Linked DNA regions of Homo sapiens: all the other regions are linked to region 1. Evidence: chromatin contacts called from ENCODE Hi-C data. All regions are on one chromosome and are shown on one strand. The core of a region is the stretch at or near the end of the contact, and the rest is flanking DNA. Distances in the headings are between cores, read along the strand shown.

Region 1 (4,443 bases), core at 1,533-4,032:
GCATGTGCATGCCATATTCTTTTCTTAGATAAAAACATACCCACAGCTCCTTCCATACAAAACGAAACCAAACACATTTAGAACACATGTAAGCCATTTCTCTATGGGAAAGGCCATTTGTGGTTAACACAGAAAGTATTTATGGTTTCACTGTTAATTGTGGTTTCTTTGTATTAGCCAAAAAAGGTAGCGTTTTTCATGTTAGAAACAGTATGAAAGCAATAGCCTTTCTAAAAAATATCCGCATTTTCTGGGGCATAAGGAAGTAACTGAATTTATGATATCTTCTAAACACCAAAGGAGTATATGCAACATAAAATTGTGTTTTCAATTTGAATAAAAGTTTATTCAAAATTATCTTAATTGTACTTTTGTACATTTCCACAAGATAAGACCATATAATCAACATTGTATATTTAAGGCATTTGATTTTTTATTTGTATTTGTTATCTAGGAATAATAACATTTATTTCTGAATCAATGCTATTCTTGTAAATTATTTCCTTTCTTCTGAAAATTGTTAATTTTACAACGTGCATGTTTATAAACGTGGATTCATTTACCTAAATCAGTTGGCTGACCTGCCTAATCCCTTCCCTCTGTCTTCCTCTTTCTCTCTTCCTTCTTTCTTCTCCCCTACTCTCCTCTCCCCTCCCCTCTCCTCCCCTTCCCCTTCATTCCTTCCAAAATGCAATACTGCATTTTGGCAAGGATTCTATAATGAGAGTGAGTGCATTCAAGAGGTTAATTACATGTAAAAACAGTCAGTTTCATTAATTCGAATGTACTATACATTTTTGGGGCCTATATGTTAATATTTTTTAACAGACATTTCCACAAGTGCTGCATTTTAACATCTGAATGCATCATGTATATATTATTAGAAGAGGGAAAGAAGAGACAATTGTGATTATTAGGTCAATAACCAGAACACTTAGGAAGATTAATATAGCAAGCAGTTTTTTGTAAGTACATTGGCTTTTATTACCTACAGGAAAGAATATATTTTCTAATTTCATTATTATGCAATTTAAAAAATTTTAGAAGAAGCAATATATAAATATTTGATTATATCTTATTAAATTCCATAAGAAAAAGAAGCCATCAAAACATGACCCTAATTGTCTCTTTCTGAGTGTGAAAAACATTCTTTATGAAAATGCTTGGAAGTGTAATTTATCAATTTAATCACATACATTTATGTATATCTCCTGAGTGTATGTGAAATTGAGTCTAAATGAACATTTTATGATGTTAAACGCATTTTTCCAAAGATCTACATTTATTCAAAGATCATGTAAAAGGCTGTTAATTTGGATAAATACTATTCTGTCCATTGCTAAGTATTTATAAAATTCTGAGTTTAACTTAAAGACATCAAACATATTGGTACATTTAAATTGCACCAGTATTCGTTTCTAAAAATCTTTAATAAAAAATGTAAAGGTTTTGAATTATATTTTGTCTCCTTTCTCTTACAAATGGAAAATTAAACTGGAATATATTGTTATGTATGAAATTTATTAACTATGATGAGGTTATATACTATATAACTTTCTGCCTCTCAAATATTATTGTAATATATTTTATATAGTGTGTAATATTGAATCTTAGTGTAGTAATATATTTTGACATTTATAGATTTATATATTTTTAAATCTATTCATAAACATAGGATATGTTTTTCATGTCTTTTTGTGATTTTTAGTTTGAAAAACATAAACATTTTAAGCGATAACATTCATAGAAGGCAAATACTTCTCTGTGGAGTCTTTACAAAAAGGAATAAAACCTCAAACTAGAATTCATTTAACTTCATTTTAATAGATATGTTACGTTTTATTTTTGTTGCCGACATCTGAAGTAAATAATTTCTGAATCCAGGTAGTTGTTTTTGCACAGCAGAATAAAATATCTTTTTTACTATTTTACTATTTTCATTTGTATTCAAATATTGATATGAAGTAACCAAAGAACAAAACAGACTTTACTAATACATTCTTCAGTTGCGGGCAATCGGTGGTGAGAGTCAAAAAGAAGAAAAGTCCAAACAAAGGTTTTTCATTTCTTGCTGTTTACAAATATGTAAAAACAAGAATTCATAGTGTCCATATATTTCCTAGCCTTTAGTGTCACATTTTGTTCAGCAAAGGTTTCTTACCTTTTTTCATTGATGCCTTATTGAGAATCCTGAAATACTGCTGCTCAGTTCTTTCCTCTTCATCTGCTTGCATTGTGCATATCAGTCTGTAGGGGGCACTCCTCAGCTACCACAAAGACTTGTGATAAGTCCTTTCTGTGGTCTGAAATGTATTTAATACTCATTATTTTATCAAGGCACTTAGTTTAAAGAGAATTCATAGTTTATCTTTAAAGCATATATAGCCATAATTGAGGAAAAAAACCCTCAGTTTCAAGATGGGCATTTGGATTTCCGAGGATGTTAATAAAAATTTACAAAACTGCATTGAACTTTGGTAAATTAGTACTTTTCAGAGCTTCCTTCTTTCTATTCTTTTCTTGGAGCTCAGGGTGGATTTTATAATACCCAGACTTTTATTACTATACCTCGAGTCTTGTTGTCTCTTTGCCTTGAGGGCTCCCAGAGAGCAGAATGTAGAGTGATCATGATTTACATGTGGGAAGAGGAACCACAGAGTTTTTACATAGAATTACATGCCCTACACTGGAGCTTATAAACAGCTTATCTTTAACGGGAGTGAAATATTGAATTTAAGATTGTGTGTGGCCTTCTCTACTCCCTTTCCTCCCTTTCTCCTCCCATCTCCAACAGAATCTACTTGGGTGGCAATTCTAAGAACCCCTTCCATAATAATGACGTGGTCCTCTCACATGGCTGTATCTTCCAGGTTCACATCAGCTGTGGGTGCAGCTGCTTTGGCTTATTATAGATTTCCATAGTTACCTCTCAGAGAGACCAGCAGCATTAACTGGTCCAACACGTTGGGGGTTGACTTTCCACATTCAGCCTCTTACTTGCCTCCGTGCCAGTGCTTCTGCGTCCTGCTGTTACCATGGTTGTACTCTACTCACCCTCTTTGAGACCAGCCCCTCCTCTTGATCAGAGAGCCCCTCACTCCTCTGGAGCCTGACACTGGATGCCACTTCAGCAGTTGCTTCGTCCTTTTCCTTATCATCAAACGTTCCCTTTCTCTGCTGTAATTTCTCCTATCTCTCTTCACCCCACTTCTCCTGCAGCCTCTCCATTTCTCAATTCATTTTATTTTTTATTTAATTTTATTTTTTTTGAGACTGGCTCTCACTATGTTGTCTGGGTTGGTCTTGAACTCCTGGGCTCAAGGGATCCTCCCACCTCAGTCTCCCGAGTAGCTGGGACTACAGGCATGCCCCACCGCACCTGGCCATTTTTCAGTCCATTTTAGAGCAGAACCTCTCAAAGGGCTGTCTGTATCTGATGTCCTAGGCTTTCCACCCCTCCTTCTTTCCTTTCCTGCTCCACTGATGCTCTGTTCCTAAAATCAAGGACCTCCATGATGCTAAACCTAATGGTCAGTCCTCAGCCCTCATCTTTTACTTTATTTTTTTTATTGCTGCCTCCTATACAGTGACTCAGCCCTCATCTTGATTGACATAGAAGCAGCATTTTATTTTTCCCCATAGGGGATCACTCACTCCTCTTTAAATGATTTCTTTCACATGGCTCTGGTTGTCTTCCTCCCTCACCAGCAGCTCTTATTCCACTCCTTTGCTAGCTGTGTCTCATCTTCTTTTAAAAAGCTTAAAAAATATATATTTTTTTAAATGAAGATGGGATCTTGCTGTGTTGCCTAGGCTGGTCTGGAACTCCTGGACTCAAGCAATCCTCCCAGCTTGGCCTCCCAAGGTATTGGGATTACAGGTGTGAGCCACCACACCCAGCCTGTATCTCATCTTCTTGAACCCAGGGAAGCTCAGGTGTCTCTCTCTACACTCGCTTTCTAGGTTAATCTCATCTCTCAGGCTTTACATACTGTCTATATTCTGAAAAATCCCAATTTTTTCTTTCCAGCCAGGACTACTTCCCTCAACTCCTGGCATGTGTATTTAACTTCTTTTTCACTGGACATTGCTGTTTGGATGTCCAACGGGCTTCTCAAACTGATCTCCATCCTAATCTCACAAAACAGGCCACTTCTTAACAGTCCTTCCTGTCTTAGAAAAGGGAATTTTCTCAGGATAAAACCTCAGTTTTAAGACAGTAATCCAAGCCGCTGTCATCATTTCCTGTGTCCATTTCTCCTCACTCCAATACACCGACATCAAATCCATAGAGGTTAAATATCAGTTCATTTCAGTCCCTTTCTCAAAACCCACCAGTGGCTCTCTACGGAACAGAGTGACGGCCACAGTGCTGTTAATGACACCAGGGCTCTACTGGATCTGACCTCTGAGATGCCTCTTGGCTTCTTCCCTTACTCTGCT
Region 2 (4,776 bases), core at 1,477-3,976, 370 kb before region 1:
TAAAAAGGCCAGAAAAATGTACAGGTGCCAGGCTGTGGGATCTTGAGTGTTCTGCTCTTTAGGATTGATTCTGGTATCCTGAGGGTCTGTCCATCCTTGTGGGACCTGTATTCTGCAGGCAGGTACCATAAGGTACTGCTGTAGGCCAGCATCATTCTGAGTGAGCATCTGTTTTGTTTGGTTGCTCTTCTACCATGCACTTTGTTAAACATTTGGTCATCATCCTGCTTAAGGGAAGCCCATATTTGCAATCATTTGTCAGGATTTCCAGCCCTCTATGTGAACTATGTTACCATTTCTAAGCAATTAACTTCTGGAAGCTACCTGCTCTCATTGGTCCCTAAGGAGTAGATGGATGTACTGTCCGCCCTTCTAGATTTAGAGGTTGTTAGATACTCTGTATTTATACTAGATGCTAAATGAACTACACAGAATCATAAGAAATTCATAAGAAAACTTTAGCAATCACAATTTTTTAACTAATAATGTGAGTTTTTAAATAATAGACATAATTCTTAATGTAAACTTCTACTAAGACTACTTTACAATTTTTTTTAATATCTTAAAAAACAAGGGGCACTTCTTGCCATTTTGTGCTAACTTAGTCTTTATTGGTTGAACTAGTGCTAGGCAAGGAAGGAATTAGCTATAGGGAGCAGGGAAGACAGATCTAAACAGTTCTGCACTTATGAGCATATTAGTGAATAATAGAGATGCTCCTTATGGAACCCAGGCATGAAAACCATCCTTGGACCTGTCACATCTTGGAATTATGTGCTGGACTCTTGTATTGGTTCGTTGACTTTAGTTGTAGTTTAGGAAGTGATAGCCAGAAACTTGAACTCTTGCTTCTAGCTTTTAGACCTTCTACTTAAGACAGAAGAACTATGTATTTCACCTCGTCTAACTTCTAGTATTTCAGATAATTTCTTCTCAGATACTTTTTTTTGGCTCAACCTATGCTTAATATTTTTAGCTAATGCTCACTCTGTCATCATTAAAGTGGTTTGCAGAAGAATATATGGCCTACGCAGAAGAATATATGGTCTATGCAAATAACTTCTCACTGTACATTCTCTATACAGACCTATACAAATATTTTCATAAAACTTCTGAGCTGGAGGTGGAACTATTACAAAGTGTTGTGGTTGAAAAAGGTTGATGGATTGAGGTTATTCCTCAAGACCTCTTTCCACCACAAAACTGAATATCCTAATTAGAGAATCCATTAGAAGGAACTTGACCAAGTCTGTGGCTTAATTTATGCCTCAAAGTGAAGTGATTAATATTATTCAATGCATGCATAGGACCAGAAATTCTTATTTGAATAAGTTATTCAACTTATAGGGTAATTAAAAACTGAAAGTAAACTGTCATTTCACTGCTATATTCCTATATATTAAATTAAACTTTAAACATTATTTAAGGATTCAATGTAATATATTTAGCTTTTTTTTTTAAAAGCAAGTCTGGAAGCTGGGCCAATTTCTACAAATGTTCTGCTCAGTAGCTAGCCTTTTGTGGAAACTCAATAGATCTTAAACACTTGGTTCATTTAAATTACTCTTCTTTTTGCTTTCAGGAAAGATTGAGAAGAGTTACAGGGAAGTTTAGTGGATTAGTCATTCAGTTCCTTGATGGATCACTTGCATGTGCCAATGCCAGGGAACATTTAACTGATTAAAACATTCTGAATGAATTTGTCATTTGGGGGTACTCTTTGAATGAATATCTTTATTGCATTGACTGTGTCCTACTGATATGACTTAGGCTTACTTCCAACATTAATTCTAAAGAGGCTCTGGCTAACTTATCTGTAGAATGTGTGTCCAAGTCAAGTTCGTGATGTATTTGGTTAAAAAAAACTTTGTGGCTCTTGAAAGAAATACAAAGATTTAGTAGTCAGTATTGTTTATAAAGTCTAGGGTGGTCATATTTAAATAATAAATCTAAGAATTAGATGAGTACTGTTACACATTTTTGTTAATAAATCTTAAATACTGGAAAGAATAGACTTAAGAAAAATATTCCAACATTGAAAACCTAAGTATCTAAACATATTTCAGTCTCATATGCCAAAAAATATGAAATTATAGCATTTTTGGTCAGGATAAACGCCTCCTGCATCTTTTTGTATAAGAAGTATTTTGAATGAAAATAGACTTGCCATGTCAGACTATTTGAAATTTAAGTTCTGTTTTCAATTTTAGGTTCTTAAAAAGGTCCAACTTAGCCAATGAACATAAAAGTGCTTACTGCTAATTTAGCTGCTGCTGCAGAACATGAAAGGAAATCATGAGGCCATTAACACATCTAGAAATAGTCATTTTCTAGCTTTCGGTTCCTAAGATAGCTTAGTGAAAATAAAATATTCAGACAAGGCAGGGTAGGGAGGTGAGTTTTTAAAGGATTTTCTTTTTAAACTTTCCTTCCTTCCACCCTCGCTCCCTCACTTCCACCCTCCTTTATTTCTCCTTCTTTATGTGTGTTAACTTAGAACTTCACTTCAAGATTTTCCGAGTGCTAAGTGATAGGGGCAGTGAGATATACGCTTTATCTCCCTGCATAGGCAATGAGTAAAAAAGATGTGAAATTATGGCAAATTCACCAGCAGATTTCAAAGGTGAAAATGCCCTTCTTGTACCAGGGTTAATATGATCTCCAGCCATCCATTCACAGATCATGCTCACTCTGTTGATGGCAAAGGAAAGTTCTCTTTGAGGCCTTGAAATGGAAACTGCACATCGTGCCTGGAAAGTCCCTCCAGGCTAGTGTTCAAGAAGTCTTTCTTTCACACTTCAGTTTCTTCATTGCATTATATTTACTGACTGCCTACCCTATGTTAGACCCTGTGTTAGGTCCTGCAGTCCTGTTCACAAGGATATTATAGTCTTGAGGGGAAGGCAGACATTCATTAAAGACTCACCTCAGTGTTGACGGGCAGACTGCAATAAAAAAGTATGCGGCACTGTGAATGTGTAACAGGTGTGGGCGGTGGTCAGGGAAGGCTGAGACTGGTTAACTGGGCAGAGGCAAAGGGTTGCAGGCAACTCGCCTGAGGTGGAGAGGCAAGGCTGGTGACAGGGGCAGGGAGGCCGTGGACAGCCGATATCACAAAAGGCGGTGCTGAAAGATGCAAGGGGACTGAGGACTTCTTTTTAGCTGAGCAAACAGTGCACATTTCTTCCACTCAGACTTTTCCTTTTCTAATTAAAAAAATGGGGACATCCACATCTTGATAACACAGTTAATGTGTGAATATAATAACTGCTTAATAAATCCTTGTTGAAATAGGAATGCTGATTAAGGCACTTAGGCCAGCAGCTGAAGGAGGCTTAATATATTCAGAGATGATTCCTAGGTATCTAGAAAAGGATATTTTAAGCTAAGAGAAAAGAGGGACAGTTCACCAGTTTCTTCCCTTCTAGGGAAACAACATAAAAGGACTGGAGTTGTTAAAAGACAGGGTGAGAAGTCTGTTGACATAAAACATGAGAAAATGAAGTTTGTGATGTTTTGATGCAGAAGTAAGTTATCATTATTGTTGAGTGATAATGGCATTAATTTTCTGAAGATGGGCAGCTCCTTTCATCCCATTTAATGTGTATGTGTGTGGGCATGTGTGCTTGCATACCTAAGGCTAAATTAATTTTTGGTACAATAGGGTAGGGTTGCTAGATTTGGTAAATGGAAATACAAGGCATCAAGATAAATTTGAATTTCAGGTAAAGGAAGTATAACTTTTGGAGTATATATATATGTCCCAAATGCCCTACCAGAGTGGAATTTTCCTCTTAAGAACTCTGGAGGCGTGTTGCCTCATTTCCCCCATGTTTTTAGTCATTGCATGTATAATGTTTATATTTATGTTTATTCGCAGTTTATTTTTGCCACATATATTTTTAGAATCTAAATTTTCCCAATAGTCTGGAACCTTTGGTGGGTGTACATAATGTGATGAAGGATTCTCTTCCTGGAGAGGCTGCTGATATATAGCCAAGATTCTGTCTTTGTGCTCTGGGCTTCTGTCTCTGTAGTGTTAATATTTCAAGAATGAGACTAGAGCATTTTTCTTACTTTAGTGCCCTTTGGAGCAACAGAAAGCTGCCTTTGCTGCAAAGGACCCTGTGGAATGATTGTTGATCTGCCTTCTAGAAACTGAGCTGTGCCCAAAACCTTTTACCAGTTTCTAAAGGCACCTGCTTTCATTTTCCTAGGAAGGTTCTTTAGGTGAGCGATAGTCACCCCTATATCTCTGCAATACCAAGTGAGCAGCTTGTTGTGTGTAGATACCATGAAATAGAAACAGATTCATGAAGATAAGATTAGAAGGTAATCTTTAGATTACAGAAACAGATTCATGAAAATAAGGATTAGAAGTTGTGAATGAAAACAACTGTTGCTTTGGATGGCTGGATTTAAAAATGTTCCTCAATATTGATGATGTGGTATTTTAATTAAAAAATAGGATCAGATCATGACACATAGAAGAAGCTATAATATGCACAATGATCTGCTTTTCCAGGAAATGAGTATCTTTGGGGATCAGCATTGAGCTCACTACACATGATAAAAAATAAAACTCATTGGAAATCTAGAAATTGGCAACTAAAAATTGAGTCAAAATGTGTTTTAACCACCCCACCCCCCTCTTGTTTGTTTTTATTCACTTCTGATAACCTACTGGCTGTTTAGTTATATTTTATGGTTGTTTTGGCTATCACAAACTCATACAGAATAGCTGGAATTATCAGTCTCAACAGGGACCATGAAGAC
Region 3 (4,741 bases), core at 521-3,020, 490 kb before region 1:
TAAAATAAATAACAAATTCCAAGGAGAGGAATTGCTGTGTTTAAGGCTGTGTTTAGTTCTGCTAAATATTGTAAAATCGCCCTCAAAAAACTTTTAACACATGCACTCCCCACTGATGGTATATGAGAGTAACTTTTTCCTATACCATGGTCAATTCGGTATATGAAAAATTTTGATCTTATTTTAAAATATTGTTGATTTGTATAAATTTCAGAGGTACAAGCACAGTTATGTTACATGAATATATTGGTAATCGTGAAATCTGGGCTTTTAGTGTAGCCATCACCCATACTTTGTACCCATTAAGTAATTTCTCATGCCTCATTCCCTCCCACCATTCCGAGTCTCCAGTGTCTATTATTTCATACTCTATGTACAAGCACATGAACAATTTAAAAAGTTTTGTTAATAAGATAGGGAAAAGGCCTGGCTCAGTTGCTCATGCCTGTAATTCCAGCACTTTGGGAGGCTGAGGATCACTTGAGCTCAGGAGTTCGAGACCAGCCTGGGCAACATAGTGAGACCCTGTCTCTACCAAAAATTAAGTGCGGTGGTGTGTGGCTCTGGTCCCAGGTACTTGGGAGGCTGAAGTAGGGGGATTGTTTGAGCCTGGAAGGTTGAAGCTGCAGTGAGCTGTGATTGTGCCACTGGACTCTAGCCTGGGCGACAGTGAGACACTGTCTGAAAAAAAAAAAGGAAAAAATCTTATTTTTACTAGCGGTCATTTAATTGAGATTGAGCATTTTCCCCCCAAGTGTTTCAAAGCTATTAGCAATAATTTTTTTTGTGTGTAAACTCTCTGGTTGTATTTCTCACCTAACTTCATTGAATTGTTGGTCTTTTTCTTTTCTTTTTTTTAATTTGTAAAGATTCCTCATATGTTAAAGATAGGTAATTAACCCTTTCTGCCATATGTGTTTCAAATATTTGTTCCCAGTTAATTGTTATGGTGTTTATGAGCAACCGTCTACATTAAATTAGGTGAAAGTGGGCTTCATTAGAAACATTAAGGGCTTATGAACTGGCAGAACAGCATGGAGAGAGAGCAAGAAATTGAGAGAAAAGGTCAGAGGTTGAGTCATGGAGCTGGGGCTTTCTAGCTTTATGATCCTGGACAATCACTTAATGTCAGGAGACCTCAGTTTCCTCAACTATAGAGTGAGGATAATTACAATACTTCCTCATAGAGTCATAAAGATTTAGTGACATCATGCATGTTAAAGTGCTCTATACATAAGACTAAGTGAATATTAGTTTTTATTACTGAACTATCTTGCATATTGGAATACAATACTTCAGGAAATAGAAATTTCTGTCTTCAATTATTTTTTGAAAGACAAAACTAATTTTTATATTTCAGATGTTTTTCTGCTGTTAGCATATCTCATGATTCCTGCTGATTCCATAATTAAGGAAGACAAATTTCTTTCTAATATTGGAATTAGAAATAAAAGATATGATTATTAAATGCTAATGAGTAATAAAGGATTATATGATACTAGTATTGAAAAGTAAATTAATTATATTAAAATGATAAGGCTAAATCTTATTTCCTTTTTCAAAATGTCAGTGGAAAAATTTGCTAAAATGCAGTTCTTTTATTTGCAGTTTTTTTAGATCATAAAAATAGAATGTTTTCAGTTTTGTATATGTGTAAAGTGAATGTGTAGAATTAGAGCTTTAAAAATTTTTGATCTGGAAACAACCTAGACATCATCTAGCCCCGGGCTTGTTTTTACAGATGAGGAAGTGAGAAATTCCGAGAAGCATAGTGACTAGTGAGTCATGTGGCCATTGCAGAACAAAAGGGAAGAAATTTTCTGTCTCCTGTCTCCCAGTGTAGGGCCCCTTTCACTGTCCTATGTCATTTGGATGCATAGGTTGCATTTCTGCTACATGTTTGGGGTTTATGACACTAGCTATACTCCTTAAACTTGTTAAATGAACAGCCATGGTTTTCTAGCCTAGAGGGAAATAAGTTGTACTCAAACTCTGCTCTTTTGGAGATATGATTTTGAGCTGCTTTAACCAAAAAAAAACAGGCTTTAAAAGCTCTTCCTATACTTCTGCTTACACTGAGTTTTAATATTCTGTCAAACATTTTAAACTTTTTTCTCCGATTTACTTCAGGTTTTCATAGAGTAAGGACATTTTAGAAGAACCCAAGAAGCAAATATGTTCAAGTTTTTAGGCTACACCAACACACATTTTTTCTGTTGATATTCAAGCATAATATATATTTAAAGCATTCAAAGTTGATCCAAACTATAATAAAATCCTAGCATGGCTAGCAAATTTATTTCAGTTTTTTTTTCTTGCAAATCTTAGTTTTGTTTGTGTTTTAGGCTAAATGTTAAAATTAAGGAAATAAATACCAATAAATTGACATGTTCTTCCTGTGGTTGGTGTGATTTTAATTTTAATTTATTTTTCTTTAAGCTATCTTGAGTTCATGTAAAATATTAATTGAAATGAAAGTTGCTTGTAGGTTTCTTATATAGTATAAGAAAAAAGACTAGAGATATCCCTCCACCTCCCCATTCATCTTTCTTATAGCAGAAGCAGTGCCCCAATTTGGTGATAGTAAGAGAAGGTCATTGACATCAGCTTGCATACGCAGCTTTGGTATCATGCTAAATAGAATAAGACAGTATTTAATAAATTCATCTTGGACAGTGAACACTTTGAAAGGTGAGAGAAGAGCCAACAGGGAAGGTGAAATGAGTTTGGAAGCTGATTTTCACAACTGAAAAAATTGACAACAGATAGTTTCTTTATGCTGAAACTAATTGGTATTGTCAAAATTGAGCTATATCATTTCCACTGGAAGCCACAGTTCTTATTAGAAAAGTGTTATGAGATAAGATATTTAAGGCTATTTAAATATTCGTATGAATCCCAGACAGTAGGAGGAACAGTTGTGAGAGCCAGTTGCTAAGGACAACCCATTTCCTACTTTCTTCTTCTCCCTCTTAGCAGCAACACCAACCTTTGGATCACTGCCAACCTTTGGAAATCCCTGTCCTTGGAAGGAGAATAAATGAAGCCATCATTTACTGTAACAGCATTTATTCCCTAAGCATTTAAAATGGGAAAAGCTTTAAAATGTAAAAAAGATATACATGCTTATTATACAAAATTCAAATTAAGAAATAAAGAAGAGAATAAATGTTATTCATAAACCTACCACCCAGAGATAACCACCGTTAACATTTTGGTGTATATTCTCCAGGATCATTATAGACTTATGCTGCAATTGGCTTTTTTATTTTTTTGCTATATATATATATATATATACACACACACATATACGTATATATGCATATGTACGTATATATGTATACGTATGTATATATACATATATACACATATATATGTATATATGTATATATATATTTGCTATATATGTGTATATATACATATATGCATATATATATGCACGCATATATATGTGTATATATACATATATGCATATATATATGCACGCATATATATGTGTATCTATATATCCTGGGTATCCTTCCAATCAATAAATAATCAATGTCATTTTTAATGAATGCATATTCCACTGGATGGTTGTACTGTAATTAATTTAGGTAGATTCCAAAGGATAGAGTTTTAGGTTGCTTCAAAAGTTTTTTTTTTTTACTTAGTATAAGTAATGCTATAGTAAATCAGCAACTATTGAACACCTACTCTGTCAAGGATGTGCTAGGTGTTGGAGATACAGAGATACATAGCATGCATCTCCTACATTTAGGTACTGAAAGAGGAAACAGGCATGGAAACATGTAATTGCAATACTGTGTGAGGTGGACAACAACAGAGCCACATATAGGCCCATGTTCACACTAAGGATGGAGTGACCCCTTCTGTGTGGTTACACTGAGAAATTTGACCAAGGATGAGACAGTCTTAAAGCATAAGCAGTTGTTTCCCAAGAATCACCTGGGAGAGTGATTAAGATTGCTCCATCCCAGTTCTGTCTCCCAGAGAGCATGATTCAGAAGGTCAAGGGTGGGGCCTCAGGTGGTCCTGTTGTTGCAGGTGACCTGCTCTTGACACTTTGAGAAACAGACATTGGGCGTGTGAAGGGGCTAAGGTGGAATTGGAAAGGGGATTATTGCCAGATACTGGAGGAGCTTGACTGTCATACTGAGGGCTTTAGATTTTTTTTTTTTTTTTGATAGGTGAAGTCATTGAAGGTTTTGAATGTCATGATTAGAACTGTGTTTGAGATAAGCTAATCTGACAGGGAGAGTATTATGGAAATGTTTTCCCAGCTTCTTGTGCAGAGGTAATACATTTTTGTTTTGCTGGTTATTTTTATCAACAATAAATCAAACTAAGTGCTGGCCGGGCAGTGTTCAGTGCTTCCCAAACTTGAATGTGCTTATGAATTACCTGGAATCTTGTGAAAATATACATTCCTACTTGATAGTTCAGGGTTAGGATCTGAGATTCTGCCTTTCTAACAAGCTCCTAAATGATGTTGAGGGCCCTAATCTGTGCACTACACAGGAGTAGATGTGCCAAAGGAGGGTTTTTGATTAAATGAGAATTTCCACTTTATTCTTTACACGTGAGTGTGCTTTATGATCTTAAGACTTCAGGAAGCTCACTTTGCGATCTGTTATGGTAATATCCCTAACAAAGTTCTACTTCCGTTGACCCCTTTCTCTGTGCAAATAACATCCTGTTTACTCACGATTTACTATGTGAAAGCTTCAATGCAGAGCCA

The links. Hi-C counts contacts between places; a loop is a spot of excess contacts on that map. Pooled maps may share reads with other maps.
Region 2: a pooled map shows a loop between it and region 1 (13-fold over the local background). The contact joins the enhancer-like site here to the promoter of LINC01923 in region 1. A Hi-C loop is called at or near these places in 2 of 37 single-sample maps with no recorded cell type and 4 of 50 pooled maps.
Region 3: a map with no recorded cell type shows a loop between it and region 1 (15-fold over the local background). The contact joins the enhancer-like site here to the promoter of LINC01923 in region 1. A Hi-C loop is called at or near these places in 2 of 37 single-sample maps with no recorded cell type and 4 of 50 pooled maps.

The regions. Positions count from the first base shown.
Region 1 is chr2:198,372,315-198,376,757 of GRCh38, forward strand. It overlaps LINC01923 (long intergenic non-protein coding RNA 1923), which reads right to left and starts at 2,783. Exons shown (of 3, transcript NR_110267.1): 1 at 2,569-2,783; 2 at 2,162-2,303.
Region 2 is chr2:198,002,690-198,007,465 of GRCh38, forward strand. The region is part of intron 1 of PLCL1 (phospholipase C like 1 (inactive)); the gene reads left to right. Among named protein-coding and RNA genes, the nearest start is that of PLCL1, 200 kb to the left of the region's middle. RefSeq lists an enhancer at 2,639-2,828. Within about 2 kb of position 2,727, at least 2 of the 41 ENCODE cell types and tissues checked have a DNase peak (open chromatin) inside an H3K27ac peak, as active enhancers do.
Region 3 is chr2:197,887,406-197,892,146 of GRCh38, forward strand. The region is part of intron 1 of PLCL1 (phospholipase C like 1 (inactive)); the gene reads left to right. Among named protein-coding and RNA genes, the nearest start is that of PLCL1, 85 kb to the left of the region's middle. RefSeq lists enhancers at 1,602-1,691, 1,952-2,001. Within about 2 kb of position 1,771, at least 2 of the 41 ENCODE cell types and tissues checked have a DNase peak (open chromatin) inside an H3K27ac peak, as active enhancers do.